2 separate regions of the Homo sapiens genome follow, and region 2 is linked to region 1. The links are chromatin loops, found by intact Hi-C in ENCODE. Cell type or tissue: Caco-2. All regions are shown on one strand. Links, peaks and the distances in the headings refer to the core of each region. The heading gives the core; the rest is flanking DNA. Region 1 has its middle 11 kb from the start of SLC7A10. Region 2 overlaps GPATCH1 (G-patch domain containing 1).

Region 1 (15,098 bases), core at 3,389-8,388:
TATGTATCAAATCAATAGGAAAAAGTTTTAAAATAGGCCGGGCATGGTGGTTCATGCCTGTAACCCCAGCACTTGGGAAGGGCAAGGCAGGTGAATCACTTGAGGTCAGGAGTTCGAGACCAGCCTGGCCAACATGGTGAAACCCTGTCTCTACTAAAAATGCAGAGATTGGCCGGGGGTGGTGGTGAGTGCCTGTGGTCCCAGCTAGTCAGGAGGCCGAGGCAGGAGAATCGCTTGAACCTGCGAGGCGGAGGTTGAAGTGAGCTGAGATCATGCCACTGCACTCTAGCCTGGGCAACAGAGCGAGACTCCATCTCAAAAAAAAAAAAAAAAAAAAAAAAAACAAAGGACTTTAAATAGGTGCTTCCCAAAAGAGGATGTCCAATGACTGTTAAACTCCTGAACAGGCACTCAAACCTCATGGGCCATCAGGGAAATGCAAATTAAAACGAGAATAAGATACCACTGAGTAGCCACCAAAATGGTGAAAATTACACACCCAATGTTGGCAAGGATGTGGAGTTGGTACCACCAGTTTGGAAAACCATTTGGCAGTACCTCCAAATCCAGCATCTCCACTCTGTATTAGATGCCTCTTGGATATCACGCCACCTCCCCAGCCCCTAGCCTCACCTTGGTGTCAAGGCTTTGCCACCTTTCCTCCCACTTCAGGTGCAGGTACAACCTGCCAGCACCCCCCATCACCCTCAGGGATTCTCTGATGCCCCTGAGGAATGAGATAATAAGGGACCAATCTGGCACCCACAAACTTGCAATCAGAAATGCAGGAGAGTTAGCACACTCGGGCCTATCCTTGTGTTACTGAATGGTGCCACACAGTTCCAGGATCTGGGCGACTTGAACAAAGAATTGGAAGAGACATATACAGATAGCAAAAAGTGTATTAAGTGCAGTATTCCACTCTTGGAGAGGAAGAGTGGACTGATCTTTGTGAGATGAGATCGGCATTAGTTTGGTGTACTTTGGGTCTTTCTATATGTTGTTTTTTTCCCCCTCTTCCCAAGGCTGCCTAATCTCTAGCCAGTGTCTATCTTTTTGATTGACAGGTGTGTTGCTTAGTTACTTTGGCCCCCGTGCGCTTGCACCTTGCCTCCATCCCATAATCCTAAGTACATACATGATATGCAGCTCATATGCATGAACCTTAAGTAGCTGATTATCATAACGGGGTTATGTTAAGGATACCTTTTCTCTCCAATGCACATGCCCATCTCTGAAGCGCAGCCCCTTACTGGTTTGGTCAGGATCCTGCCGGCCATGGGATACTGCTCGCTTTTTTTTTTTTTTTTGAGACGGAGTCTCACTCTTGTCATCCAGGCTGGAGTGCGGTAGCGCAATCTCGGTGGCTCACTGCAACCTCTGCCTCCCGGTTCAAGCAATTTTCCTGCCTCAGCCTCCTGAGTAGCTGGTAATTAGAGGCGCCCACCACCACGCCCGGCTAATTTTTGTATTTTTAGTAGACAGTGGGTTTCACCATGTTGGCCAGGCTGGTCTTGAACCCCTGACCTCAGGTAATCCTCCCGCTTCAGCCTCCCAAAGTGCTGGGATTACAGGCATGAGCCACGGCACCCGGCCCTGCTCACTTTTTTATCTTACTTTTGTTTTGGCTGCTGAACCTCTGCTTTTTGTCTGGCTTCTTGCTCACCTGCCCCTTCACCTTGCTTCTTCTGCTCTCTGCTTTTACTTATTCTGCCCTTTATCCAACTTTCAATTCCCTTTGCTACTTTCCTGCCTCATTTTCCCTGTTCTCCTATCTCACTTGGACAATGGCAGATGGATAAATGGCAGATGGGAGTCAGTGGATAAATTCTTCCCTCTACCTCATCCCAGATGGACCCTTATGAATCATATTCCTTATAAAAACCTCTTGGAAGATGTTACTACAAGATTCAGCATCAGCTGCCTTTGGCACCAAGTGGTGGCCAACTCTGAAACTCACCCTCATATTGGCTCTCATGCCATCCCTGTTCACTTCCTTTCCCCCTTACTCTTGCTTCCCTGCAATTGCATCCCCCAGTTAAGTTCTACCTAAGGCCAGGCACCCTGGCTCATGCCTGTAATCCCAGTACCTTGGGAGGTTGATGGGGGAGAATCGTTTGAGGCCAGGAGTTTGAGACCAGCCTGGGGAACATAGTGAGACCCCATCTCTGCAAAGAATTTAAAAATTAGCTGGGCGTGGTAGTGCATGCTTGTAGTCCCAGCTGCTCAGGAGGCTGAGGTAGGAGGATCCTTTGAGCCCAGAAGTTTGAGGCTGCAGTGATGAGCTATGATGGTACCACTGTAGTCCAGCCTGGATGACAGAGCCAGATCCTATCTCTAAAAACACAAAACGAAACAGAAGTACCTTCTAAGCTTTTGCCCCAGGCACTGCTTTCTGGAGAGGACGAACTAAGATACACCCCTAGGTATGTCTCCAACAGAAATAAATATATAAATGTACTAAAAGGCATTTACGATATCATTCATAGCAGTCTTCCTAGTAGCCCCAAACTGGAAACAACCCAGATAGCCATTAACAGTAGAATGGATGAACATGTTTAGAGTACATGTAAATTCCGGAGTTCTGTGCTACAAAGGAAATGAACAAATTACTACTATGTTGCAACATGGTGAATCTCATAAACAATGTTGAGCAACAGAAGCTGGACACAAGATTACATTTTGGGATGATTCCATTAATTTTTTTTAAGAGACGGAGACTCTGTCGCCCAGGCTGGAGTGCAATGGCACCATCGTAGTTCACTGCAGCCTCCAACATCTGGGCTCAAGTGATCCTCCCATCTCAGCCTCCTGAGCAGCTACAGCTACAGGCATGCACCCCCACGCCTGACTAATTTTTAAAATTTTTTTGTAGAGACAGGGTCTGGCTCTGTTGCCCAGGCTGGTCTTGAATTCTTGGGCTCAAGAGATCCAGTTCTGGGATGATTGCATTTATAGTTCTAGAATAGGCAAAATGAATGCTGATGTTAGAAGTCAAGATAGAGGTTTATCCTTACCTTCTTGGGGGTAGGAACTGGGCAGCAATTTGGGGATAGGAACTGAGGAGGGGCCCTGGAGTGCAGATCATGTCTGACTTATTGATCGGGGTGCTGGTTTCACGAGTATGTTCAGTTTATGAAAATTCATTAAGGGGAACACTAGATGATTGGTGCATGTTTGTGTGTGTAGGTTACACTCTGACAAACATGGGACATTACACATGGCCTGGGCAGGGTCCTGGGAGGGTCAGGATCTGCATGCTGGGAGGGGGTCTGCGGCCTGCTCTGACTCCCTCGTGGGTGTTAAACTCACTCAGCACTCCTACGCCACTTCCATTCTCTTTGACACTCCCACGTCCAGCCCAGGTATCTCCTCAGGCAGCCCCAGTCTTTCCTTGGTTTCTACCATCCTGACCCCAAACCACTCCCTCTCCAAGCTGCAAGCACCTGCTAGTTTATGGCCTCCTTTCTGCTTCTGTCTCATGGATTCTCAGCCCTGGACATTGTTTCTGTCGTGCTTGCCTCCTTCTCTCTCCCCACCTTCTCTGGCCTTGCCCTGCATTTCCTGCCTCCTCTCTGCACCCTCCCTGGACCTCCCCAACAACAACCATGTTCAACCCTTGCACTGGTGGGCCAAGGGCGCAAACACACATGCAAGCCCCTCACCCGGGAGGCCTACATATTTCCAAGTTAGAGATGAAACTGCACCCACGATGCAGCCCTCATTCACACCCGGCCCTGCAGCCCGCCCCTGGGGCGTGGTCTCCCCTGGTTCTCATGGCCGTCATCCACTGGGGTGGGAGCTAAGACAGTGCCCGAGAACCCTGGGTGTGAGCACGCTCCTGACTGGGGGCTGGCCTGGGCACCCTTTCGCCACCTCGCTTTTCCAACCTGGCATTTCCAGGGCATTCTAATCTCCTCCCCAAAATCTCACCAAGGAGCAGGACAGGGAAGGAGCGCAGACAGGTACCAGGACACCAGGCTGCCCAGACACACACACACACAACCACACACAACTACGTACAACCACACACAACCACACACTCACACACATGCACAGCCATACACTTACACACCCACATGCATGACCACATACACACTCTCACACACTCACATGCACCCAACCACACACTCATATCTCACACACTGTCTTACACGAACAACCACACACTCGCTCTCACATGCACACAACCACACACTATCACACACACGTGCAACCGCATACTCTCACACACTCACACGTACACAACCACACACACATGCACAACCACACATTCTCACTGACATGCACACACCCACACACTCATACCTCACACACTCTCACACGCTGACATGCACAACCACACATACATAATCACAGACACAGTCTCACACACTCACATGCACACAATTACATACAACCACACACACAACCACACACTCACACACCTGCACAACCACATTCACTCACATACCCAGATGCATGACCACATATACACTCACTGTCACACACATGCACACAACCACACACTACATACAACCACATACAACCCCACACACTCCTAAACACTCATGCTCACAACCACACACTCAACCACACACACAACCATATGCACTCAACCACACAGAACCACCTACACGGCCACTCATATTCACTCTCACACAGTGACATACACACAACCACACACAACTACACACTCACAACCACACACACAACTGCATACTCACACACTCTCACACACTCATACACACAACCACACACACAACCGCACATTCACAACTACACACAACCATACAGAACCTCTCACACCACCACACATTTGCAATCACACACAACCACTCACACACTCATCCACACACGCACTCAACACTCAGCCCCACATCTTTGGGCCTGTGGGGTCTTTTTTTCGCATCTGTCCTCTCCGACAACTCACTGTTGTTCAGTTATCAACCTTTAAAACACTCTTACGAGACTGAAATTAAAAAAAAAATTCTTTGCATTTGCTGCTGGTGACGTCCTGGCTCTCCAGGGCACGGGGTCCACAGCAGAGACCCCCTTGCCCAGGTCTAAGGTTGGCCTGGCCTGCATAGCTGGTGGGGCTTCTAGAATGACCACAGGGTGTTGTTCCCTGTAATTTTCAGGCTGTGACATCCCACCCAGCCCCAACCCATCCCTCCTGTGAGTGGGGTCGGGATCCCAGTTGCCACGCCCAGAGCTCCGACCACCCCACCTGGGCCTTTCACCACCTCCCCACTCCCCCGTGCACTGCACCCCCACCCTGTCCTGGGGGCTGAAACAGCTCCTCCCCAACCCAGGGCTGCTGCTCCGAGGTACAAATGGAACCCTCCCTGTCTCGGATCCTCTTCTTTCAGCGCAGCCACAGGCTGTGAATGACCCCACAGGCAGGTGTCAGGAGGGAGATCATTTAATTCATGGTCCAAACTGAGACAGGTTTGCAAGTGAAAGGAGGCACTATTTATAATCACAGCAGAGTACAACTGACAGATATAAACCAGGACGTCCCAGCAAACTGGATGGATGGTCACTCTCTTTCAAGCCAATAACTCCGACTCTGTGTGCCCAAATACAGCAGGCATTGGTCACACCTTGCCTGCTCCTGCTGCCTCCTTGGCCGTAACTTGTCACACCTTGCCTGCTCCTGCTGCCTCCTTGGCCGTACCTTGTCACACCTTCATGCTTGTCCCTCATGAGTCAGGCCAGGCATCACCTTGGCCAGGAAGCCTCCTGGTCCCCAGAATGGAAGACGTGCCCATTCTGTGTCCACATTGCCACCTCCCCAGGCTCAAAGGCAGAGACCTGGCCTTGCCCCCAGCACATCACAGGTTCTCCATGGAGGTTCCAAGTGTCTGCCTCACGAGCTGCGAGATGCAGGTTCTGGTCCCGGCTCTGCCATTGACTTACAGACTGGACATGGAGCGTCTCAGTTTTTCCCTGTGAGGTGGAGAGGAAAAGGGCAGCATGTGATCCCTCGCTGCCCACAGCTGTTGGACGGGCAGTTTGCCTGAACTCGCCTTTCTTGCTCCCCAGGTCCTGGGGTCCTAAAAGGGGCATGGAGGAGGGGGTGACCTGTCAGGGAGGCCAGGTTTCTTGTATCTTCCTATTATCCCATGTCCTCCCCTGAAGCCACTGCATTCACGGCCCTGTGCAGCCCAGTAGGGAACACGAGAAGGTAGGGCTTGGACTTCTGATCTGGAACCGGGATCTCCTCTCCTTCCAGGGGTTCCCAGCCCTGCATCCTGTGGGGCCAGCCTCCGGGACCAGGGTACCCTCTCCGTGGGACCTTTACCCATATCCTTCCATTTAAGGACACCCGCCATTCCAAAACGTGCCACCAGAGGGCAGCCTCCGCGTTGGTCCTTGAGACCAGGTGCCTGAGCTGGACCTAGTGGCCTGACTCTCCCGATGTCAGAGTCCGGGCCTCTGCTGGATCTTGTATTAGAGGGCTGGGGAGAACAGGCTAGGATTCCTGGGCTTCTCCGGGGACCACTAGAGTCAGCTGGGAGCCAGGGAAGTCCTTCCTGAGAGCGGCTCAGGCTCTTTTCTGCTGTAGCCCGAGAGAAGAGATGCAGGGGAGGCCCCAGGGACTGTGGGTGCTGGCCTGGGTCAGGACATTCATAGTGAAACCAGAGAGATCTTGCAGTGAGATTCATTTCGTGCAGCGCACCTGCCTCGGGGCAGGGCTGGGAGGCACGGGGAGGCGATAGAGCCCATGTGGTGGCGGTGGCTGCGGGAGGGACCGGCGCTTATCTGATGGGCCTGGCCTTTCTCACAGCTCGGTGGAGCCGCCCTGCCAGGCCCATCTTGGCCGGTGGGTCGGGGCTCCGCAGGCCCCGTGGGCTCAGCCTCCCCACCTGCCTGGTGGGCAGGGAGGCCTTGAGCCTGGGAAAGGCGCGGGCGGCCACTGCTGGAGGGGAGCGGGCACCGTGGGGCTGCGCGCTGCGGCGGGCTCCCCCCACAGGCTCCAAGACACGTCAAAACCGGGTACAAAAAATTGGGGCAATCTACGTGTTTACTTCTAACAAATGAATGCTTGTAACGTAAAAACAAGACTTTGCACACCACCGGGGCTGTTCGGATCCGAGAACGCATGGGTTCACGGGACCCTGTGGGTGGAGGCCCAGCTGGATGTGGCCCCTGGGTGGCGGCATCCTCAGCTCTGCCGGTGGCTGGGGGACTGTGCGTGGAAGGTCGGTGAGGGACCCCAGAAAAAAGTCTAACAGCCAAAGGCGGAGGTTGCAGTGAGCTGAGATTGTACCACTGCACTGTAGCCCTGACGACAGAGGGAGACTCCATCTCAAAAGAAAAACAACATTTTTGGTTTTGTTTTTTTTTTTGCTCATTAGCTATCGTTAGTGTTAGTGTATTTTATGTGTGGCCCAAGACAATTCTTCTTCCAATGTGGTCCAGGGAAGCCAGAAGATTAGGCCCCCTTGGTCTAAGGCAAAGCAGTCTCAGGGTCAGAAGACCTCCACCCCAGCTCGGGCCTGGGTGACCCTCCCTGCAGAGTGCCTCTCTGAGAGCAGGGTACCAGCCACTTGCAGGGGACTGAGCTATCTGCTGGAGGAGGGTTCAAAACTGGCCCCCAGTCCTGTGCTTATGTGAGTCACCAGTGGGCTACCCAGCGCCACCACTCAGGCCCTGCAGACGGATGTCTGTGGAAGCACTTTCACAGCGACATGTCACAGGGATGGAGAACTGTGGATGAGGACTCTCCAGGCTGACCAGCCGGCTCTGCCCTGACCATGGGTTGGGACCCCAATCAACCTAGCTGGGGCTGGGCCCTGCCAGAAGGGGCGCACTAGCCTGGCCTGACCATGGGATGGAAATGGGACATTGTCTGGGGGAGAGGGGAGTGGGGCCAGCCCTATGTTATCTCCCCTTTTCAAAGAAGGAAAAACCCGGCACAGAGAGAGGGAATCATCGGCCCAAGGCCTCACATCTGGTAAGCGGGGAGCTGGAGTAACCAGACCCTGAATCCTGGGGGTCTGGTAACCGTGATCCTGGGAGGCTTGGCCACGTGGTCCTGGGGCTTCCTGGCCCCCTCCTGGCCTGAGGCACTCATCCCAGCCCCGTTGATTTGATGGGCAGAGACCCAGACCTGCCAATGGCTGGGTGTGGCCAGCCTCGTGAACTGAGCGGGGCCCGGTGGCTTCTGCCCAGAGCTGCCTTTGATCTCAAAAGTAGGCTACCCCCATAGGTGAGACCCGATGTGGGCGCTGCTGTGCTAACCCCATGCCCCAGGACCACTGAAACCTCTCTTGAGCCTCCCTGGACCAAACTACCTGGTTGCTCTCAGTCCCTTCCACAGCCCCTCGTCCTCCACCTGCCCCTGCAGTGCCCTGGGGCTCCCTCCAGCGCTCCCATCTCCTCACTTTTTGGTTTTTTTTTTTGAGATAGAGTCTCACTGTCTTGCCCAGGCGGGAGTGCAGTGGTGGGATTTTGGCTCACTGCAACCTCCGCCTCCCGGGTTCAAGCGATTCTCCTGCCTCAGCCTCCTGAGTAGCTGGGATTACAGGCATGCAGAACCACGCCTGGCTAATTTTTGTATTTTTAGTACAGATGGGGTTTCACCATGTTGGCCAGGCTGGTCTCGAACTACTGACCTCAAATGATCCTCCCCGCCTCGGCCTCCCAAAGTGCTGGGATTATAGGCATGAGCCACTGTGCCTGGCCTCCCTCACTCTTGACACTTTATGGGCCTGCCATCTTCACTCCTTGCTGCCCACACCCAGATGTTCCTCCTGGCCTCAGACCTTTGCACCCGGCCTCGCTCAAGCTGAGGGTCCAGACATTGATCTTCCTTCACTCCCAGGTCTCACCTCCCTTCCCTTAGCCATGGGACATCCTCCTTCTGCAGACAAGAACCCTGGGGTGGTCCTCCCTATCCCCTGCCCCCCGTGAGCATCTAAACCTGGTTCATCTAACCAGACTCCTTCTCCTGCTGTAAAGAATCTTATTGTATCTCCTTACCACCCCAAAGTAAAATTCATAGATCATAGAATCCCAGCCAGACTTTCAAAATCCATCTAATGTCGTAGCTTTAAAATAAGGAAGAAATAGGCCAGGCACAGTGGCTCATGCTGTAGTCCCAGCACTTTGGGAGGCTGAGGAGGATCACACGAGGCCAGGAGTTCAAGGCTGCGGTGAGCCACGACTGCGCCACTGCACTCCAGCTGGGGTGACAGAGCAAGACCCTGTCTCTAAAAACAATAAATAAATAAAATAAGGAAGAAATAAAAGGAAAGTAATTTATAATTTCATTATGTATATTCAACTGGAAAGAGGCCTGGGTGTGACCTACAGTGGACTCAGATGTGGGTTGCACAGAATGGCAGAGGCTGTCACTGCTGCAGACACAGACGGGAGCAGGGTTACCCTCAGGGCTCAGGTGCCTGCTGGGGCCACCCTGTGATCTTGGGGATGTGTTTCTCCAAAATGGCAAATGCTTCTTGGTAAATTTCCAAACAAAACAAAGCTCCATCTCCCCTCAGCTTTCATGCTCATTGCATCCCTAGAAATTGTGCATCTGGAAAAGACGCCGAACAGAAGTAGTCATTCCCGATAGGGTCATTACCGATAGGGTTTATTAGCAATCCTACATCAGAGTTCCTCATGCCCCGCGCTGTGGATATGTTGAGCAGAATAACTGCTGTGCAGTGGGGTATGCTCGGCAGCAGCCCTGGCCTCTACCCTCTAAATGCCAGCAGTACCCCTAGGTCATGACAATCAGAAGTGGCTCCAGACACTGAGAAATGTCCCCTGAGGGGCAAAATTGTTCCCAGTTGGCGCCCCATCCCCACCTCCTGCCCACACAGAACTCCCTCCTCTCTTGTGTGGGGTGCGGGGCAACTTGCCACCAGGCGGGATGCCCCTCACACAGCAGGTCCCTGCCACCCCATGACTACAGCACCCCATTACTGCAGCCAGTGAACCCCCTCACACTTCTAAACTACCCCAGGGGAGAAGCAAAACCACTGTTGTGGGCCTCTGACCTCCCTGATTCTCTAATCTGGGTGGGTGTGGGGGCAGTGATGCCAAGAAGCTCCTTCCCTTCCCAGCACACACTGCAAGATCTGCGGTCCTCATTTCTCCCAGGCCTGGCTACTCTGTAACAGCTGCATCCTTACTGGCCCTGTGGGGACATGGGACGTGTCCCTGCCGTGGCTCCCAGCGGCCCCGGTGTGCTGGGCCTTTCTGCCTCCCTTAATTCCACCTTCCCTGTTCCAGCTGCTTGGAATGTCCTCAGTGCTTTTCCTCTGCAGTTACCCTGGAATTCCAGGGGAGTGCTTGGGTTGGTGGAACCTTCTTAGCCCAGGTATCCTCCTCCTCCAGGGAGCCCTCCGGAAATGTCCCTCCCTTGATAGGCTGGGGCCAGCACTCCCTCCCCGGCTTCTTTAGCCCATGGGAGGCAGCATCCACTCATTGTGTTCCTCCTTCCCTGCCTCCTGCTCCCCCATACCATCCCTTAACCCAGCCAGAGTCATTCCTCTTTGTAGCATCCCAGTCCTGGCCCAGAGTCTGGCTCCTAAAAGGCACTATAAATATTGGTGGCAAAGTTGAGGCTGTGACACTCAGTTCAATTTTTTTTTTTTTTTTTTAAAGAGACAAGGTCTTACTTACTCTGTCACCCAGGCTGGAGTGCAGTGGTGCAGTCATAGCTCACTGCAGCCTCAAACCTCTGGGCTCTAGCAATCTTCCGGCTCAGCATCCTGAGTAGCTGGGGTTACAGGTGTGAACCACCGTGCCTAGCTAATTAAAAAGAAAAAAAGTTTTTTTGTAGAGACAGGGTCTCACCATGTTGCCCAGGCTGGTCTTGAACTTCTGGCCTCAAGCAACTGTCCCGCCTCAGCCTCCCAAAGTGTTGGGATTACGAGTGTGAACTTCAATTCAATTCAATTGGCCCTTCAATTCTGTGTTCATTCACTGAAGATTCCAATGCCCCTCCCCCATCTAAAGTGGGGCAGACCAGAGGGAGGAGCAGTGGAGGCGGGGTGGACAGGGTCCCAGCGCTGGAGGAGACCCATCTGTGAGCCACCTGGAATCTCATCTGCCTGCCCAAGGCTTCTGCCCCTTCTACAGGAATGGGAGTCCCTTCAGGTGGACATAGGAGTTTCTCCATCTGAAAGTGCCCACCAGGGAAGAACTGCGCCAATCCCGATGGGCACTGGGGCTGAGGGAGGGCACTGGGGATGCAAGGACCCTCTAACTCCACCCATAGAACCCTTTTAGGGGCCCAGGCCTCCAGGCCAGCTCCCTGGCACACACCACTTGTGGAGTATGAACTTCCAGCCCCTAAGCCTCCGGGCTTTGAGCACAGCCTGGGCAGCAGCTGCAGGCACACTGGGGTGCCCACTCACTCTTCATCCTGCCCATGCCTGCCCATCTCTAGCCAAGGTCCATACCATGCACACAGGTGAGTGCTGTGGGGAAGAGCACACAGAGGCTGCAGCTGGCCCCCCGGGCAGGTCCTCAGCCCACTAGGCCCCTAGCCCAACCCTGGCTGAGACCCCAGCCTGCCCTGTGGGTGCCCGGCTTCTGTGACACCTCCGTTGCATAAGCGGGGACTAGAGGTCAGGTGAAGGCTGCAGGGGAGGGGGCTCTCTAGTGGATGAGGCCACCTCCCAGCTGGCAGGGCTGAGTGCATGGCAGTGAGGGACGCCTGGGTCCTGGGAAGGCACAGGAGGTAGAGACCCCGAGGCCCTGCCAGCTTCCCCGCGCAAGCCTGGGAAGCAAAGTGCCCACATCTTCTGTTTCTGTCAGTTCCTGCCAAGTCCCAGTGCCTACAACTGGGAAATGGGGCAAGTCACCTTCTCCTTCCTCTCTTGGTGGCTCTGGAAGGAAAAAGCCAGTGGTGTCACCTGAAGGCAGCCCCTTTAGGCAGGCTGGGTCTGGGGTCTCAGATGCCTGGTGCTGCCCGGTGCTGCTGGCCACGTGTGCCCCCGTGCCTTGGTTGGCAGGGTTCTGGGCAGCCCCGCCTACAGGCCTTTCCCCCCGTTCTTCGGGCTCCCCTGTGTGATGCAGGCGGCCTGGCCCTGGCCCGGAAGGGAGGCCGCTCTTGGCTGATGCTCACATGCCCACTCCTGGGCCTGGCCTGGCTCCTGGGCCCTCTCCCATGCCCATGTCCTCGAGGGCCACCAGGAGACGGGCCCTGGTTGGGGCAGACGTCGCCTTGGGGCTGGTCCCTCCTGGGCTTCTGGCTGGGTTGGTGACCTCCTTCCCCACTGGGTTCTGGCTGGGTGTTCACCTGGGGCTCCTGGCTCTGTCCCAGGTTGGCTTTCACAGCAGCAACCGTGAGGCCTGGCTGGGAGGAGGTGGGTGGAAAGTCCAAGGCTCCTCCTCTAGGCCTCCCTCCCCGGGGGGACTAGCTGATCACGGGGGGTGCTCCTGGGCAGGCACTCCTGGGGGTGAGGGGTGGTTGGGGGGTGCATGTGGTCCGGTAGGGCACTGGAGAAGACCCTCTGCCCAGAGGGCCCCAGGACACCCCTTCCCATAGGCCCACACGGCTCTGTGGCCGTGTGCGTGGGAGGGAGGGAGGGATGAGTGTCACAGCGGGTGTGAGTGCGCCTGTGGGTGAGGCCCGGAGAGCCGGCACGGGGGCGGGGGACCGTGAGAACCAGTCTGTGGGTGGAGACCTAGGGCAGGGGTGCCCTTCCTTTCTGGGATGTCCCAGGCCAAGGAGTTTGGGGGCTTGGGGGCCCACAGTGCAAGAGGAAATCCTGGCCACTAGGTGTCACCCGGAGCCCATGGGACAGAAGCAGGTCCCCCCCACCGCCCCCGGGGAGGGGTCGGAGCCCCTTACCTCCCAGGTATGCCCACTCCCGCAGCTGGGGGGAATCCCTGGTCTGTCACGGTGTCTGAGGGTCCACTCGCAGTGGGGAGCTGGTGGCACGGCGTTGCCCTGTGCAGGAGGCCATATGCTCTATGGAAGCACCCCGTCCCCACCTCCTGCCCATACAGACCCAGACTGAGGACGGAGCCAGTGACAGGTGGGGATGCAGCATCCCTCCCAGCCCACCCAGCCCCTCTGATGCCCGGGTGCCTGCGGCAGGGGCCCCCTCGTGCCAGCCCCTCCAAGGGAGCAGCTTGGACCTATGCCTGCCGTGCTTGCCGGCCTCAGGATGGAGGAGGGAAGGGTCCTCGTTCACAACCACCCCCCATCCCCCTTAGGTCCAGCTCAGCAAATTAGGGTCCCAAAGCCCTGCCCAGACCACTGGGGGCCTTTTGCAGCCTTTCAGAGCTGGTCCCCACCCTCCTGCTGTGCATCCACTCATCCAAAGCACAGCAAGGACCTACTGTGTGCTGGGAGGGCCCTGCCCGGCGGAGCTCACGTGTGATGGGATGTCAGCCGCCAAATATAGAAACCAGAAAATTTGTTTTTATTCATTTATTTATGAGACAGAGTCTTGCTCTGTTGCCCAGGCTGGAGTGCGGTGGCACTATCTGGGCTCACTGCAACCTCCGCCTCCTGGGTTCAAGTGATTCTCCTGCCTCAGCCTCTTGAGTAGCTGGGACTACAGGCATGTGCCACCATGACCTGCTAATTTTTGTAGTTTTAGTAGAGACAGGGTTTCACCATGTTGGTCAGGCTGGTCTCAAACTCTGACCTCAAGTGATCCATCTGCCTCAGCCTCCCAATACAGGCATGAGCCACCGTGCCCGGCTAACACTTATATTTTTTGTACAGGGTTTCACCATACTGGCCAGGATGGTCTCGAACTCCAGACCTCAGGTGATCGCCCGCCTTGGCCTCCCAAAGTGCTGGGATTACAGGTGTGAGCCACTGTGCCTGGCCTAAACCAGAGAATTTGTAATGGAGACAGTGACACACAGGAAAACATCATGGAGGAACTGGAAGGGCCGTGGGTGAGGTGGCAGCTTTGGTGGGGCTTGGGGGAGGGGAGCACCCCCAGGGAGGGACTTGTGAGAAAGTGAGGAAGAGCATCAGTGAGGTGAGCACCCCAGGGAAAGGCATTAGGGCAGCTGGAACAGTCCGTGCTAAGGCCCCAAGGCAGGAACGAGCCAAACCTGTCAGTGAAACACCAGGACCTGTGTGGACTGGGGCGGTGATGCAGGTGGGAGGTGGGAGGAAACAGAGGGTCTTGGACCGTGTTGCCTTCTCCCCAGGCCCTCAGGGACCATCCCTGCCACAGTGGAGCCTTTTGGCTGGCACATGAGGCTGTCCTAGCCGAGGCTGGTCCTGGCTGGTGAGGAGAAGATGCCATGGCTCAGGGGGTCAAACGGGATCCAACCCTCACATCCCTGTAGGCTGAGGAGCAGATACAATCCCAAGAGAGGCTGGGTAAGGTAGCTCTCGCCTGTAATCCCAGCACCTGGGGAAGCCAGTGTGGGAGGATTTCTTGAGTCCAGCCTGGGCAACGTAGCACGACCCTGTCTCAACAGGTGGAAAGAAAAACAAGAAAACCCCCCCAAATACTTAGCCAGGCATGGTGGTGTGTGCCTGTAGTCCCAGTTACTCAGGAGGCTGAGGTGGGAGGATCGCTTGAGCCCAGGAGTTTGAGGCTGCAGTGAGCTGTGATCATACCACTGCACGCTAGTGACAGAGTGAGACCCTGCTTAAAAAAAAAAATCATGGAGGGGCCCTTTCCTCACTGGCTGAGCGGTCCCCAAGGCAGGGCATGGCTGGTCTGTCCCAGCTGCCAGGCTCCTAGACAGGGTCTTCTTGGCTGGGGGGCAAGGTTGGCTGAGGTAGGGCAGAGGGAAGGGCGGCAGAGGTCCTGTCCCAGCACCCCTCTGCTGCTCAGCTCTTTGCAGTATCTGCACACCCCAGAGTAAAACCAAAGACCTTGCCACAGCAGTGACCCTACACGCAGCCCCAGAAGCTCGTTCACCTCATCAACTCTCCCTGTCACCCAGCTGGCACCACCACACTACTCCTTAAGTAGGGACGCTCCTGCCCCAGGGCTTTTGTGCTGGTGGCACCTCTGCCTGGAATGCCCTTTCCCCAAAACCCTCAGAGCTCCTCACCCCTTCACCCCACTGCAGGACTCTGCCAAATGCCACCTTCCCAGGAAGCTTTCTCTGCCCGTTCCATTGAAAAGCACATTCCCCACCTCAGCACTTTCTTTCCTTTCCTTTTC
Region 2 (15,098 bases), core at 4,516-9,515, 110 kb before region 1:
AAGATTATTAACGTGAATATGATCATTTATCTTCAAGGTTTTTTCTTTGATAATTTATTTTGAGTGAAACTTGTCTCCCGCAGTTCTCTGTGATGGGACATACATAGTCTTACATTCCTGATGGTTTGTAAGATTTTCCTTCTCAGATGGCCCTTTCTTGGGGACACATTTCTACTTTTCAGGTCTTAGGGGCGCTAGGCTACGTGCCCACGGGTGCACTTGGCACGCTGTACCTCAGCCATTGCTGCCCTTGGTTGCAGGTGCCCTCGTGTGACTGACTTCCAGCTCTGGAGTTCACAAGGGCAGCACCGGGGTCTGCGTGTTCACTGCTGCATCCTTAGCACCTGGCAGGAGTGAAGTGGTGTGGGCAAGCATATGTTATCTGGTGGCAAAAGACATGAATGAAAGACTCAGAGACATTAACATGGGGCAGACGAATGACATGAACACCCCGCTGTTTTTCAGCTCTTGTGCCAGCACCCCAGGAGCCGCCACCTTCCTTCCCGATACAAAAGATGCAGATAGATGAAAGAGAAGAGTTCGGCCCGCGGCTGCCTCCCGTCTTCTGCCCCAGTGAGTGCAGAGCCCTTTGGTTCGCCCATTTTTATCAGTGTGTGATTGCCCTGAGATGGGGACAGTGTGACTTAGAGCCGACCAAACATACGTGCTTGCTTCTGGTTTATATGTTTTCAGTCATATTTTAAACCCGTTGTCTCCACCTAGTGCCTGAAATGATAGTTGTTTCTATACACCTTCAGAGACCTCCAAACTTTATTTCCTTTACCTGCCACATGTTTACAGGAGGGTCCTAAGTATCTTAAGTTTTGTTATAGAAATATAAGTTTCCCAACAGAGCTTAAAGAAAAAGAGCCTGGCCGGGCACAGTGGCTCATGCCTGTAATCCCAGCACTTTGGGAGGCCGAGGTGGGCGGATCACGAGGTCAAGAGATCGAGACCATTCTGGCCAACATAGTGAAACCCCGTCTCTACTAAAAATACAAAAATTACCTGGGCGTAGTGACGCACGCCTGTAGTCCCAGCTACTCTGGAGGCTGAGGCAGAAGAATCGCTTGAACCCGGGAGGTGGAGGTTGCAGTGAGCCGATATTGCACCATTGCACTCCAGCCCAGGTGACTGAGTGAGACTCTGCCTCAAAAAAAAAAAAAAGGGGCTGCAGCCAGGCACAATGGCTCTAGCTGGGCTGGTGGCTCACACCTGTTATCCCAGCACTTTGGGAGGGCGAGGTGGGAGGATTGCTTGAGGTCAGGAGTTTGAGACCACCCTGGTGAATTTGGTGAAAGCCCATCTCTACTATAATTTTTATAAAAATTATAAAATTTTATAAAAATATAAAATACAAAATTATATATTTTATATATAAAAATTATATATATTTTTATATTTTATAAATTTTATATATTTTACAAATTTATATATTTTATATATTTATATATTATATTTTATATATTTTATATATTTATATATTTATATATTTATATTTTATATATTTATACTTATATATATATAAAATATAAATTTAAATATTTAAAATAAATATATTTTAACTTAATTTAAATATATTTCTAAATATATTTAAATAAAATATGTAAATATTTAAAATAAATATATATTCATATATAAATACATATTAAAATATATTCATATAAATATATATATTTAGATATTTTATAAATTTTAATATATTTTTATAATTTTTTATATATAACAATTATATATAAAAATTATATATAAAATTATATATTTTATACATAAAAATGATATATAAAATTATATATAAAATTATATATTTTTATACATTAAAATTTTATAAAAATATAAAATATAAAAATTAGCCAGGCATGGTGGTGTGTGCCTGTAATCCCAGCTAGTAAGGAGGCTGAGGCACCAGAATCATTTGAACCTGAGAGGCAAAGGTTGCAGTGAGCCGAGATCGAGATCGCGCCACTGCACTCCAGTCTGGGTGACAGAGCAAGACTCTGTCTCAAAAAAAAAAAAAAAAAAAGGTAAAAGAGGCTGGGTGCGGTGGCTCATACTTGTAATAGCAGTTTGGGAGGCCAAGGCAGACAGATCGCTTGAGCCCAGTAGTCCGAGACAAGCCCAGCCTGGGTGACACAGGGAGACCCATCTCTATTTAAAAAAAAAGGGTGGGCACGGTGGCTCACGCCTGTCATCCCAGCGCTTTGGGAGGTCGAGGTGGGCAGATCACGAGATCAGGAGATCGAGACCATCCTGGCTAACACGGTGAAACCCCATCTGTACTAAAAATACAAAAAAATTAGCCGGACGTGGTGGCATGTGCCTGTAGTCCCAGCTGCTGGGGAGGCTGAGGCAGAAGAAGGGCGTGAACCTGGGAGGCGGAGCTTGCAGTGAGCCAAGATCGCACCACTGCACTCCAGCCTGGGCGACAGAGCAAGACTCCGTCTCAAAAAATAAATAAATTAATTAATTTAAAAAAAATTAAAAAAGAAAAAGAGAAATTAAAAAAATAGTATACAAAATTGGAGGGGAATTGCAAGAAGAGTATTTAAGACTAATATATTTTTAAAATTTTATTTATTTATTTATTTATTTTTCAGACAGGGTCTCACTCTGTCACCTAGGCTGGAGTGTAGTGGTGCTGTCATAGCTCACTGCATGACTTCTGGGCTGAAGTGATCCACCCACTTCAACCTCCCACAGTGCTGGAATTACAAGCGTGAACCACTGCACGCAGCCAAGCCTCCTTTTTTTGTCTTTTTCTTTTTCTTTTCTTTTCTTTTTTTTTTTTTTTTGAGATGGAGTTTTGCTCTTGTTGCCTAGGCTGGAGTGCAATGGCGCAATCTCGGCTCACCGCAACCTCCACCTCCTGGGTTCAAGCGATTCTCCTACCTCACCCTCCCAAGTAGCTGGGATTACAGGCATGTGCCACCATGGCTGGCTAATTTTGTATTTTTAGTAGAGATGGGGTTTCTCCATATTGGTCAGGCTGGTCTCGAACTCCTGACCTGAGGTGATCTGCCCGCCTCAGCCTCCCAATGTGCTGGGATTTTAGGCGTGAGCCACCGCACCCGGCCGCCAAGTCTCCTTTTTACTTTAGCTAATGTAGCAAATACAATAAAATGGTCCTCTCAGAAGTAAATACAATCTATCCCCCATTCTGTTCCCCAAATATCTGTCAACAACTTCCATTTAGTTGCATCTTAAATTGGCATTTCAAGTTAAAACATTTACACTGGTTTATCATCTCTTTGAGGGCTGGGTTTACAAACATCTATAACATGGCCCAGATATATAACTAACATAAAAATATCATTATTCACTTTATAGTTTCTCATGGTGCCCATATGTGAATACTGGTTTGATTAGCTAACTGCTTTCAAAGACAGGATTAAAAAGCAGAGAAAAAAAGTATGAAGTTTTGACAAATTGCAGTGAATGTATTTCTTATTTGCTATAGTTGTTCAGCACTTTTGTTTTATTTTGTTTTGTTTTGAGACAGAGTCTCACTCTGTCACCCAGTCTGGAGTGCAGTGGCGCGATCTCGGCTCACTGCATCCTCCACCTCCCAAGTTCAGGTGATTCTCCTTCCTCAGCCTCTGGAGTAACTGGGATTACAGGTGCCTGGCTAATTTTTTGTATTTTTAGTAGAGACGGGGTTTTACCATGTTGGTCAGGCTGGTCTTGAACTTCTAACCTCAAGTGATCCACCTGCCTCAGCCTCCCAAAGTGTTGGGATTACGGTCGTGAGCCACTGTGGCCTGGTTGTTCGGCCCTTTAGTTTCTTTTTTTTTTTTTTTTGAGACGGAGTCTCGCTCTGTCACCCAGGCTGGAGTGCAGTGGCGCAATCTTGGCTCACTGCAAGCTGCGCCTCCCAGGTTCACGCCGTTCTCCTGCCTCAGCCTCCCAACTAGCTGGGACTACAGGTGCCTGCCACCACGCCTGCCTAATTTTTTTATTTTTAGTAGAGATGGGGTTTCACCATGTTAGCCAGGATGGTCTCGATCTCCTGAACTTGTGATCTGCCCGCCTCAACCTCCCAAAGTGCTGGGATTACAGGCGTGAGCCACCACGCCCGGCCGGCTCTTTAGTTTCAAACTGGTATCAGCACTTGAAAGCCAAGTCTTTTATGTCCCTTTACCATAATGTCTTTGATACCCTCGTAATAGTGACTTAATTTGGTCTATGGGTTATTTAGGGAAATGATTTTTGAAAAAAACTAGTGTTAAAAAAAAGTTTTGGGCTGAGTGCGGTGGCTCACGCCTATAATCTTAGCACTTTGGAAAGCTGAGGTGGGAAAATTACTTGAGTCTAGGAGTTTGAGGCCAGCCTGGGCAACATAGAGAGATTGTATCTCTTAAAAAAATAAAAAAGAAAAAAATTAGCCTGGTGTGGTGGTACATGCCTGTGGTCCCAGCTACTCAGGAGGCTGAAGTGGGAGGATTGCTTGAGCTCAGGAGGTGGAGGCTACAGTGAGCTATGATCCCACTGCTGCACTCCAGCCTGGGTGACAAAGCGAGATGCTGTCTCAAAAATAAATAAATAAATAAATAAATAAATAAATAAATAAATAAATAGCTGGGCACGGTGGCTCACGCCTGTAATCCCAGCACTTTGTGGGGGCCAAGGTGGGCGGATCACCTGAGGTTGGGAGTTTGGGACCAGCCTGACCAACATGGAAAAACCCTATCTCTACTAAAAATACAAAATTAGCCAGGCATGGTGGCACATGGCTGTAATCCCAGCTACTTGGGAGGCTGAGGCAGGAGAATCGCTTGAACCTGAGAGGCAGAGGTTGGGGTGAGCTGAGATCGCACCATTGCACTCCAGCCTGGGCAACAAGAGTGAAACTCTGTCTCAAAAAAAAAAAATTAAAAGAATTTTGGAAAAAAAAAAAGTTTTGGGAGGTTGAATTTTGAAAAATCTGGTTGGGCATGGTAGCTCACACATGTAATCCCAGCACTTTGGGAGGCTAAGGTCAGAGGATCCCTTGAGTCCAAAAGTTCGATAACAGCCTTGGCAACATAGGGAGACTCTCACTTCCACAAAAAAATTAAAAAATTAGCCGGGTATGGTGGTACATGCCTGTAGTCCCAGCTACTCGGGAAGCCGAGGTAGGAGGATATGTGAACCGAGGTCAAGGCTGTAATGAGCTGTGATTGCACCATTGCCCACCAGTCTGGGAGACAGAGCGAGAACCTAAAAAAAAAAATAAATAAAGAAATAGGACTACAAAATTGCAGGCATCTGTTAACTGAGTTGAGAAAATATTCACCCTTACAAAACATCTTGAAACTTTCCTTTTTTTTTTCTTTTTTTCTTTTTTTTCTTTTGAGAAGGATTCTTGCTCTGTCACCCAGGCTGGAGTGTAGCACGATCTCGGCTCACTGCAGCCTCTGCCTCCTGGGTTCAAGTGATTCTCCTGCCTCAGCCTCCTGAGTAGTGGGGATTACAGATGCATGCCACCACGCCCATCTAATTTTTGCATTTTTAATAGAGACAGGGTTTCACCGTGTTGGCCAAGCTGATTTTGAACTCCTGACCTCAAGTGATCCGCCCACCTCAGCCTCCCAAAGTGCTGGGATTACAGGCATGAGCCACCGTTCCTGGCCGAAACTTTTCTTTAGGTGAAAAAAATTGATTTAATGCCTTTCACTGCTTCTACTATTGTGAAATTTTGTTGATTTAGTTACCCAGAAATTAATGACCTATGAAAACATTTTGGTCTGAATTTGGAGATGGAGAATTGAGGCACATGCAAATTCTTTAATGATTTTTAATGATTATATACATTATTATTATTTTTTAAAGTTAGGTAGAGATAGGGTCTCACTATGTTGCCCAGGCTGGCCTTGAACTCCTGAGGTCAAGGATCCTCCTGCCTGGGCCTCCCAAAGTGTTGGGATTACAGGCATGAGCCACCGCTCCCAGCCCATTATGTTGTTTTGATGGTAGTTTTTTCAGTGTTTCCACTTGTAAGACAAATTCTTATAAAATACGTTTTTGTAGAGAGAGGAGGATATAAGAAGAGCTAACATTTAGGTGCCAGATTCTGAGCTTCGAGAATCATGGACATGGCCCTGTCTAGTCTAGTCTGTGTCCCTAAAAGGATTGGGATTCTTATTGTCCCCATTTTATAGTTGGGGAAACTGGGCGTGGGAGAGGTTAGGCGACGTGTCGAAGATCACAGTGCTGGCAGCAGAGCTGAGTTCCAATTTTGGTCTGTTTCTGAGCTTATCTGATGATGTTGGATTACAAAAGGCTTTGTGGGCTTTCTGGTCCGACTTTATCTGCATCTGGCAGCTGGGGTCACGGCAGGATACTGATTGGATCACACAGGTCTTTGTTGAGGTCTCTGACAGCTTTCTAAGTACAACTCTGCAAGGTGGTGTGCTAATCTGTTTCTCAGTGAGGCAGAAGCTAATCCAAGGGCAGGAGTTCTTCCTCAGTGTTAAACATTCCATCTACACTAGATGCCTGATTCAGCAGTTTAGGAGCTTAGTTTTGGATAGTCTTTGTTTTCGTGCTATATAGGTCCTGTGTTTATTACCTTTGTGTTTCAGATGCTCGTCAGACACTTGAGGTTCCTCAAAAAGAGAAACATAAAAAGAACAAAGACAAGCACAAGGCCAAGAAAGAGCACAGGCGGAAGAAAGAGAAGGTGAGAGACTTGTGTGTACCCCAGGATCAGTGTGGGGTGGGACCCGCTGGTCAGCCCCCAGGAGTGTCATATACTGCAGCTGAAGAGCGGATCTGGTGGCCAAGTCACAGTTCTCTCTGAGACTTAACAGAAATGTTGACATTCAATTCAAATGCTTGATTTTTCAGAAACATTTTCTTTTGCACTTAAACGCCCCCCCGCTTTTTTTTTTTTTGAGATGGAGTCTCACTCTGTTGCCTAGGGTGGATGGAGTTCAGCTGCAACCTCTACCTCCTGGGTTCAAGCAATTCTCCTGCTTCAGCCTCTTGAGTAGCTGGGACCACAGGTGTGCACCACCACACCCGGCTAATTTTTTGTATTTTTAGTAGAGATGGGGTTTCACCATGTTGGCCAAGCTGGTTTTGACCTCCTGACCTCCGGTGATCTACCTCCCAAAGTGCCGCGATTACAGGCATGAGGCACCATGCCCAGCCCTTAAAAAAACTTTTTTTGTGAACATTAAAAAGCAGAAAAAAGGGCATTTAGGGATCTTAGAGCAATGGGTGAATATTAAATAATAAAACAATTTATTTCTTATTTATTCAATGTTAAGTGAAGGTATTATTTTCAGCATTTCTCAGCTACTTTGTCTTTATTAGTTTGAGATTTTAGTCCGTCACTTGCCGTTTGAAGTAAAAGAATTCGAATGGAAGGCAGGCATGTGCTCCCACTGTTGACGTCTCTTATTTCATCAACCATGTCTTCTTTTGGGTTTCAGCACAGGCTTTTAATTAGGTTAATGTTCTTGTTGGGTACCCAAAGTAGTCTGGGCTAGGTGCTGAAGAAATTAGAAACAGTTTCCTTACTGGCCACCAGAGGGAAGCACTCCCACGTATGGCGGATGACGGGCGTTCCCTCCTAGTGAAAGGAAGAAAATGTGTGCCGACCAAATCTGTGTGTCCTTACCAGTGTATCTGCTGTTCGGTAACCTTCTGCCAGTTTCTTCCTTGTGGTTTTCCTGGGTGCCCGTCATCCTGACATGAAGTTTCCCAGGGGTCTGACAAAATAAACAAGTCAGGTTCACCGGAGGTGGCACAGGTCACCATGCATAAGATGTGTGGTGTCACGTCTTATGACACCAAGTGTTACGATAGGTCCTGTCTGCGCCTTCTTGGTTCTGCTGTGTCTGTTGCTGGAGGCGCAGCTGGGTCAGGGTGCGCAGTTGAGAGTGGCACAGCCGTCTGCCCTGTGCTGTCTTGTTAGGCTCTCACTCTCACTCACTCTAAATGAGGTTTAAACATTTTTTTGAATGACTCCATCACTGCAGCCTTGTTAACCTTTCATTGTATTGAATTAAGGAGGAAAAAATACATTTGTTTTCCCCCACCACTATTTGTTTTTTACAGAAAAAGAAACACAGGAAGCACAAACACAAAGGCAAGCAAAAGAATAAAAAACCAGAGAAAAGTAGTAGCTCCGAGAGTTCCGACAGCAGCGACAGCCAGAGTGACGAGGAAACCGCAGACGTGTCGCCCCAGGAGCTGCTGAGACGGTGGGTAGTGGGAGATGGAGGGTTTTTCAGAAACCTTTAGAGGCTTATTGAGTGCTTGATGTGTTTGCTTAGAGGCAAATATCAGAAATGAAAAACTGGTAGGCCGGGTGCAGTGGCTCACGCCTATAATCCCAGCACTTTGGGAGGCTGAGGCAGGAGGATCGCTTGAGCCCAGGAGTTTGAGACCAGCCTGGGCAACATAGTGAGACCCCAGCTCTACAAAAACAAACAAACAAACAAACAAAAAACAAATTAGCTGGGCGTGGTGGTGCACACCTGTGCCTCCAGCTATTTGGGAAGCTGAGGTGGGAGGATCTGTTGAGCCCGGGAGTTGGAGGTTGCAGTGAGCCACTATCGTACCACTACACTCCAGCCTGGGTGATAGAGCAAGACCCTCTCCCTAAAAGAAAAAAAAAAATGTGTGTATTAACTAGGCTTTTTAAAAAGTTTGAATATCTAATTATGTAAGTGATATGTGAATATATTATCATTATGAAAATTCAGGCCAGGCGCGGTGGCTCATGCCTGTAATCCCAGCACTTTGGGAGGCCGAGGCGGGTGGATCACAAGGTCAGGAGCTCGAGACCATCCTGGCTAACACAGAGAAACCCCGTCTCTACTAAAAATACAAAAATTAGCTGGGCGTGGAGCGTGTGCCTGTAGTTCCAGCTGCTGGGGAGGCTGAGGCAGGAGAATGGCGTCAACCTGGGAGGCGGAGCTTGCAGTGAGCCGAGATTGTGCCACTGCCCTCCAGCCTGGGCGACAGAGCGAGACTCTTGTCTCAATAAAAAAAAAAAAAAAAAGAAAAGAAAATTCAGACCTTACAGCCAATGCTTAAAGGAGCCCTGACTAGTTCTCCAAACCTCTACTTTCTCCACAGTAACTTCTGCCATCAGTTTCATATGTAACCTTTAAGACCTTTTTTGTGCAACCACACACACACACATACACACTCACGTACATGGATGCACATACACATTGTTTGTTTCTTTTTTAGACGAGTCTCGTTCTGTCACCCAGGCTGGAGTGCAGTGGTGCGATCTTGGCTCAGTGCAACCTCTGCCTCCCGGGTTCAAGCAGTTCTCCTACCTCAGCCTCCCAAGCAACTGGGATTACAGGCACCCGCCCCCACACCCAGCTAATTTTTGTATTTTGTATTTTTTTAGTAGAGACAGTGTTTCGTCATGTTGGCCAGGCTGGTCTCAAACTCCTGACCTCAGGTGATACACCCACCTTGGCCTCTGAGTGCCAGGATTACAGGTGTGAACCACCATGCCTGGCCTATATACAGATTTTTGTGCACATTTTAAATATAAGTAATATAATTTTATATAGCATATATTTATAGGGTATGAATTTTATTTTATTTTTTGAGACAGAGTCTCGCTCTGTGACCCAGGCTGGAGTGCAGTGGCCTGATCACAGCTCACTGTAAACTCTGCCTCTCCGGCTCAAGGGATCCTCCCACCTCAGCCTTCAGAGTAGCTGGGACTGTAAGTGTGCACCACCACACCCAGCTAATTTTTTTAAAAAATCATTTTTTTTGAGACAGAGTCTTGCTCTGTCACCCAAGCTGGAGTGCAGTGGCGCGATCTTGGCTCACTGCAAGCTCCACCTCCTGGGTTCACGCCATTCTCCTGCCTCAGCCTCCTGAGTAGCTGGGACTACAGGTACCCGCCACCACGTCCAGCTAATTTTTTGTATATTTAGTAGAGACGGGGTTTCACCGTGTTAGCCAGGATGGTCTCAATCTCCTGACCTGGTGATCCGCCTGCCTTGGCCTCCCAAAGTGCCGGGATTACAGGCGTGAGCCACCACACCCGGCCTAAAAAAATCTTTTTTGTAGAGATGGGATCTCCTATGTTGCCCAAACTGGTCTCGAACTCCTGGCCTCAAGTGATCCTCCTGCCTCAGCCTCAGGCGTGAGCCGCTGCGCAGGCCTGCTCTTGCCAGTTTTATCTTTATTGGGAAGAAGGGTGTTGTGTGAATTCTTTGAGTGTCTGGCTTCTGAGATTCCTTCAGATGATGGTAGGCAGCAGTGAGGGGCTTGTAGTCATTGCTGTGGAAGATTCCTTCTTGTGAGCACACCACGGTATGTTTATCTCTTCTGTTGTGTGGATACTGGGTTTTTTACTTTGAGTCTGTGGAGCAGGGATTTTCAGCCAGTGTGACCCAGCTCTGTTTCAAATAGAACTGCCACGAACATTCCTATATGTATGAAATTCAGATTTAGGCCAGGTGCGGTATCTCACGTCTGTAATCCCAGCACTCTGGGAGGCCGAGGCAGGCGGATCATGAGGTCAGGAAATCGAGACTATCCTGGTTAACACAATGAAACCCCAAACCCCATCTCTACTAAAAAAACTAGCCAGGCGTGGTGGCACGTGCCTGTAGTCCCAGCTACTCAGGAGGTGGAGGCAGGAGAATCGCTTGAACCTGGGAGGTGGAGGTTGCAGTGAACCGAGATCGCGCCACTGTACTCCAGCCTGGGTGACAGAGACTCTGTCTCAAAAAAAAAAAAAGAAAAGAAATTCAGATTTAAGACTGACAACTTGGGGGCTGGGCATGGTGGCTCATGCCTGTAATCCCAATACCTTGGGAGGTCAAGATGGGAGGATCGCTTGAGCCCAGGAGTTCAAGACCAGCTCGGGTAATATAGGGAGACCCTGTCTCTATAAAAAAATTAAAAAAAAAAAAAAGACAACTTGGATGCTTTGGGCCCTGGAGTGAATGTATTTTAGTTCCTTCCCAAGGGTCATGCAACGGATGCGGTAGGTGAGTGAAACTGAGATTAAAAATTGCTTGTATTCTCAAGGCTAAATAAGACTAGGGAAAAAAGTTGCTTTTATAAGTGGTCTTAATACGAGGTGTGGGTGAGTGAGTCTCTGTGTGTTTTCAGGGTAATAGAAGAAGCATTTTAAGAACACAGATTGGCCGGGTACGGTGGCTCATGCCTGTAATCCCAGCACTTTGGGAGGCCGAGGCGGGCAGATCACAGTCAGGAGTTCGAAACAAGCCTGGCCAACATGGTGAAACCCCATCTGTACTAAAAATACAAAAATTAGCTGGGTATGGTGGCATGTGCCTGTAATCCCAGCTACTCTGGAGGCTGAGGCAGGAGACTTGCTTAAACCTGGGAGGCGGAGGTTGCAGTGAGCTGAGATCGCACCACTGCGCTCCAGCCTGGGCGACAAAAGTGAGACTCCATCTCGGGGGAAAAAAAAAAAAAAGCACAGATTAGGCAGTACTTCATTGTGGGTTATTGTGAGTGCATTTTGTAGGTGCAGACATGCTGCTGTGATATGGGGAGGCCTGGCATTCTCAGCCTCCACGGAGCTGTTTGGTTTTTCACTTTAGCTAACTTTCCATTTCTCTCTTTTCTGTTTTCTTTTCCAGGCTGAAAAGTCTTCCACTAAGAAGGCAGTAATTGAATGCTGCCCTGGCTCGTCCTAGAATCATTTCTCCTCCATGATGGAAGCCCAGTGATTGTTCAGTTAACGCATTGTACAGAGTGTATTTATATGTAAATTCCTGCTGTAAAATAATTTTTAAAACCTTGACATTTCAAAGACTGCCTTGAAAGGTCGCAGAAATTGATTTCTATTTTTAATTTCAGTTAGTATCGGGGGAAAAAAATCCAGACTGAACAGTTTAATTAAAGTGGAATTTTTCTATTTTCTTCTTGATTTTTAAAAAATTTCCTGGGACGTTAAAAAAGAAGTTAAAAGTGAAGGCTTCTCTCTGGTTTTGTGATGAAGACAGCCTGGACTCACTGAAGGACAAGCGTGTGAGAAGGGGCGGTTGCGGCCCCTCCTGCCGTTTTTTGGGAGTGAAGCTCTTCCCTCTCTGGGTGGCTGGGTTACTGTTGGTGCCCAGGAAGCCCCATGGGAGGGCAGAGCCAGGGCCTGGCAGGGGGCCTCAGCCTCTCAGGGTAGATGTCACTAAAGTGTCTGAGACAGGCAGGGAAACCAGGCAGGAGAATGTGCACCCACAGCCTGGGTTACACGGCTGCAGCTCCCTGCTCTGAGGCCACCTCATGTGTACCAAGGAGACCTTTTTGAAAAATAAAGTGCAGACCAGGTGTGATGGCTAATGCCTGTAATCCCAGAGCTTTGGGAGGCCGAGGCGGGAGGATTGCTTGAGCCCAGGAATTCCAGACCAGCCTGGGCCACATAGAGACCCCTGTCTCCACAAAAAATAAAGTATTGAGCATTTGTATTTTACATTATGAAAGTAGCATCATAGATCACAACAATTTTAAAAGCAGAAAGAAGGAAGAGGCCGGGTGCGGTGGCCCATGCTTGTAATCCCAGCACTTTGGGAGGCCGAGGCCAGCGGATCACTTGAGGCCAGGAGTTCAAAAACAGCCTGGCCAACATGGCGAAACCTTGTCTCTACTAAAAATACAAAAAAATTAGCCAGGTCTGGTGAGCATACACCTGTAATCCCAGCTGTGTGGGAGGCTGAGGCACGAGAATCCTTTGAACCCTGGAGGTGGAGGTTGCAGTGAGCCGAAATTGCGCTACTGCAATCCAGCCTGGGTGACAGACTCTTGTCTCCACCAAAAAAAAAAAAAAAAAAAAAGAAGGAAGAAAATCACTTTTAGTTTTATCATCCAAAGATGACACCCTTCTTCAATATTTTGAATAATTCCACCCTGTCCTTTTCTAGCTATGGGGCTGTTATCTGACTGGTGGTAGCATTTTATTCCCTGTCACTGTTGTTGGGGTTGTGACAGATATTTCCCTCATCTATTATAAATGTTGTAAACCCACCCCTAATAACTGCATCTTATTTCATGCAGGGGCTACCCCATAACTTACTGACCTTTTCTGTTTTGTCATGAAGTGGGTTGGCCAGGAGCTGTACCCAGGCAGAGGACATGAAGAAATTGCCCTGTGACAGGAGCCAGGGAAACCACAGCGGAGGGCTGGAGGCTGGGGTGCTGGTTTTGCTGGCTCGGCCTGGTTCCCAGAATGCAAAGCCCATTTTTCTTTTTTTTGCAACCTCCACCTCCTGGGTTCAAGCCATTCCCCTGCCTCAGCCTCCCATGTAGCTGGAACTACAGGCGCACGCCCCCATGCCTGGCTAATTTTTGTTATTATTTTTTTTAAGTAAAGATGGGGTTTCACTAAACCTGTTGGCCAGGCTGGTCTCCAACTCCTGACCTCAGGTAATCCGCCCGCCTCGGCCTCCCAAAGTGCCGGGATTACAGGCGTGAGCCACCGCGCCCGGCTGCAAAGCCCATTTTTCTATAGGTAACCTGTGCTGCGCGGGGTGGCACTAGTTTTCACCCAGCGGGCGAGGAGGCAGCGAAGTCGCGGGCCCAGCGTAGCGCGCGCCTCCGAAGGGCTTGGTGCGGGCGCGGGCGCGGGCGCGCGGCGCCACCGTTCCCATCCAGGCTTGTCGGCGGCCACCGGCGGACCGGGCTTCGAGATGGCCTCCCCGCCGCGGTGCTCCCCGACAGCCCATGACAGGGAATGCAAGTTGCCGCCACCCTCCGCCCCCGCCAGCGAGTATTGTCCCGGCAAGCTGTCCTGGGGGACCATGGCGAGGGCCTTAGGCCGCTTCAAGCTGTCGATCCCGCACACGCACCTGCTGGCCACCCTCGACCCCCTGGCCTTGGACAGGGAACCACCACCGCATCTGTTGCCTGAGAAGCACCAGGTGCCGGAGAAATTGATCTGGGGCGACCAGGACCCTCTCTCCAAGGTCAGAACCGCCGCTGGGGTGAGGGGGCACTGGCCTGTTCCCCACACGGGAGGAAGGCGCTCGAGCTGTCGGGGGACCCATGGAAAACCCACCTGGCTTCACCAGGACCCCCAGCGAGGCCCTAGGCCCATTTCCCCATCTGTGGTACATCTGTGGGCAAAGGTCAGACCCACCTGAGCAGGGCGTGCTGGGGATGCCGGCGGGGGCTCCCCGCACTGCCACCTGCTGGGGAACCAGGACTCTTCGCTGGGAGGAGGCTCTGCCCCACCATGTGACCCCATCTAGACCTTGGAGTCTCCGTAGGTAGGCCCACCCACAGTGATGCTCCTAATTGCAGCCCAAGGGTCGGTGGCTCAGCTCTCCCCGTCCAGGAGATACAGTTAGCGTCAGAAGAAACGGGAAACTCAGAATAATAATAACAACAATGAATTGGGCCAGGCAAGGTGGCTCACACCTGTAATCCCAGCCCTTTGGGAGGCCCAGGTGGGAGGATCACTTGAGCCCAGGAGTTTGAGACCAGCCTGGGCAACATAGTGAGAGGTCGTCTCTACAAGAAATAAACTTAGCCCAGTGTGATGGGGCGCACCTGTGGTCCCAGCCACTTGAAAGGCTGAGGCAAGAGGATCCCTTGAACCCAGGAGTTTAAGGCTGCAGTGAGCTATGATTGTGCCACTGCACTCCAGCCTGGGCAACAGAGCGAGACTGTCTCCAGAATAAATAAATAAATAAATAAATAAATAAATAAATAAATATAGAGAGAGAGAGAGAAAGAAAGAAAGAAAAAGAAAAAGAAAGAAAGAAGGAGAAAGAAAGAAAAACTGGCTGGGTGCAGTGGCTCATGTCTGTAATCCCAGCACTTTGGGAAGCCGAGATGAGCAGATCACTTGAGGTCAAGGGTTCGAGACCAGCCTGGCTAACATGGTGAAACCCTTTCTCTACTAAAAATGCAAAAATTAGCCAGGCATGGTGGTGCGTGCCTGTAATCCCAGCTACTCAGGAGGCTGAGGCAGCAAGATCATTTGAACCCGGGAGGCAGAGGTTGCAGTGAGCTGAGATCATCTCACTCCATCTCAAAAACAAAACAAAACAAAAACCCAATAAAGAACATTCTCAATAAGTAGCGTTTCATGCTTGGCCTTGATTTATTGCACTCACATGCAGATGTCAGAGTGTGTTTTTAATAATTTCCTCGAAACC

The links. A loop is a pair of places that touch in the nucleus more often than their neighbours do. Peaks named below come from ENCODE experiments on the same cell type or tissue, not always from the same donor. Only the 100,000 strongest peaks of a DNase experiment are listed, where the experiment ranks them.
Region 2: it touches region 1 in a loop (11-fold over the local background); 2 of 110 quality-filtered maps call a loop at or near these places.

What each region holds. Positions count from the first base shown.
Region 1 is chr19:33,229,097-33,244,194 of GRCh38, forward strand. No RefSeq gene overlaps it. Among named protein-coding and RNA genes, the nearest start is that of SLC7A10, 11 kb to the left of the region's middle. RefSeq lists silencers at 3,687-3,854, 12,521-12,620, enhancers at 4,991-5,160, 6,098-6,247 and a cis regulatory region at 5,076. In Caco-2, for the core only: CTCF peaks have their summits at 6,326 (motif pointing right) and 6,525; a DNase peak (open chromatin) is centred at 6,365.
Region 2 is chr19:33,118,545-33,133,642 of GRCh38, forward strand. It overlaps GPATCH1 (G-patch domain containing 1), which reads left to right. Exons shown (of 20, transcript NM_018025.3): 17 at 466-573; 18 at 6,561-6,658; 19 at 8,044-8,189; 20 at 11,586-11,998. The coding sequence ends at 11,616. It overlaps WDR88 (WD repeat domain 88), which reads left to right and starts at 13,570. Exons shown (of 11, transcript NM_173479.4): 1 at 13,570-13,901. The coding sequence starts at 13,626. RefSeq lists enhancers at 1-75, 8,769-8,938, 13,407-13,576 and a silencer at 10,505-10,649. In Caco-2, for the core only: a CTCF peak has its summit at 7,530 (motif pointing right); a DNase peak (open chromatin) is centred at 7,541.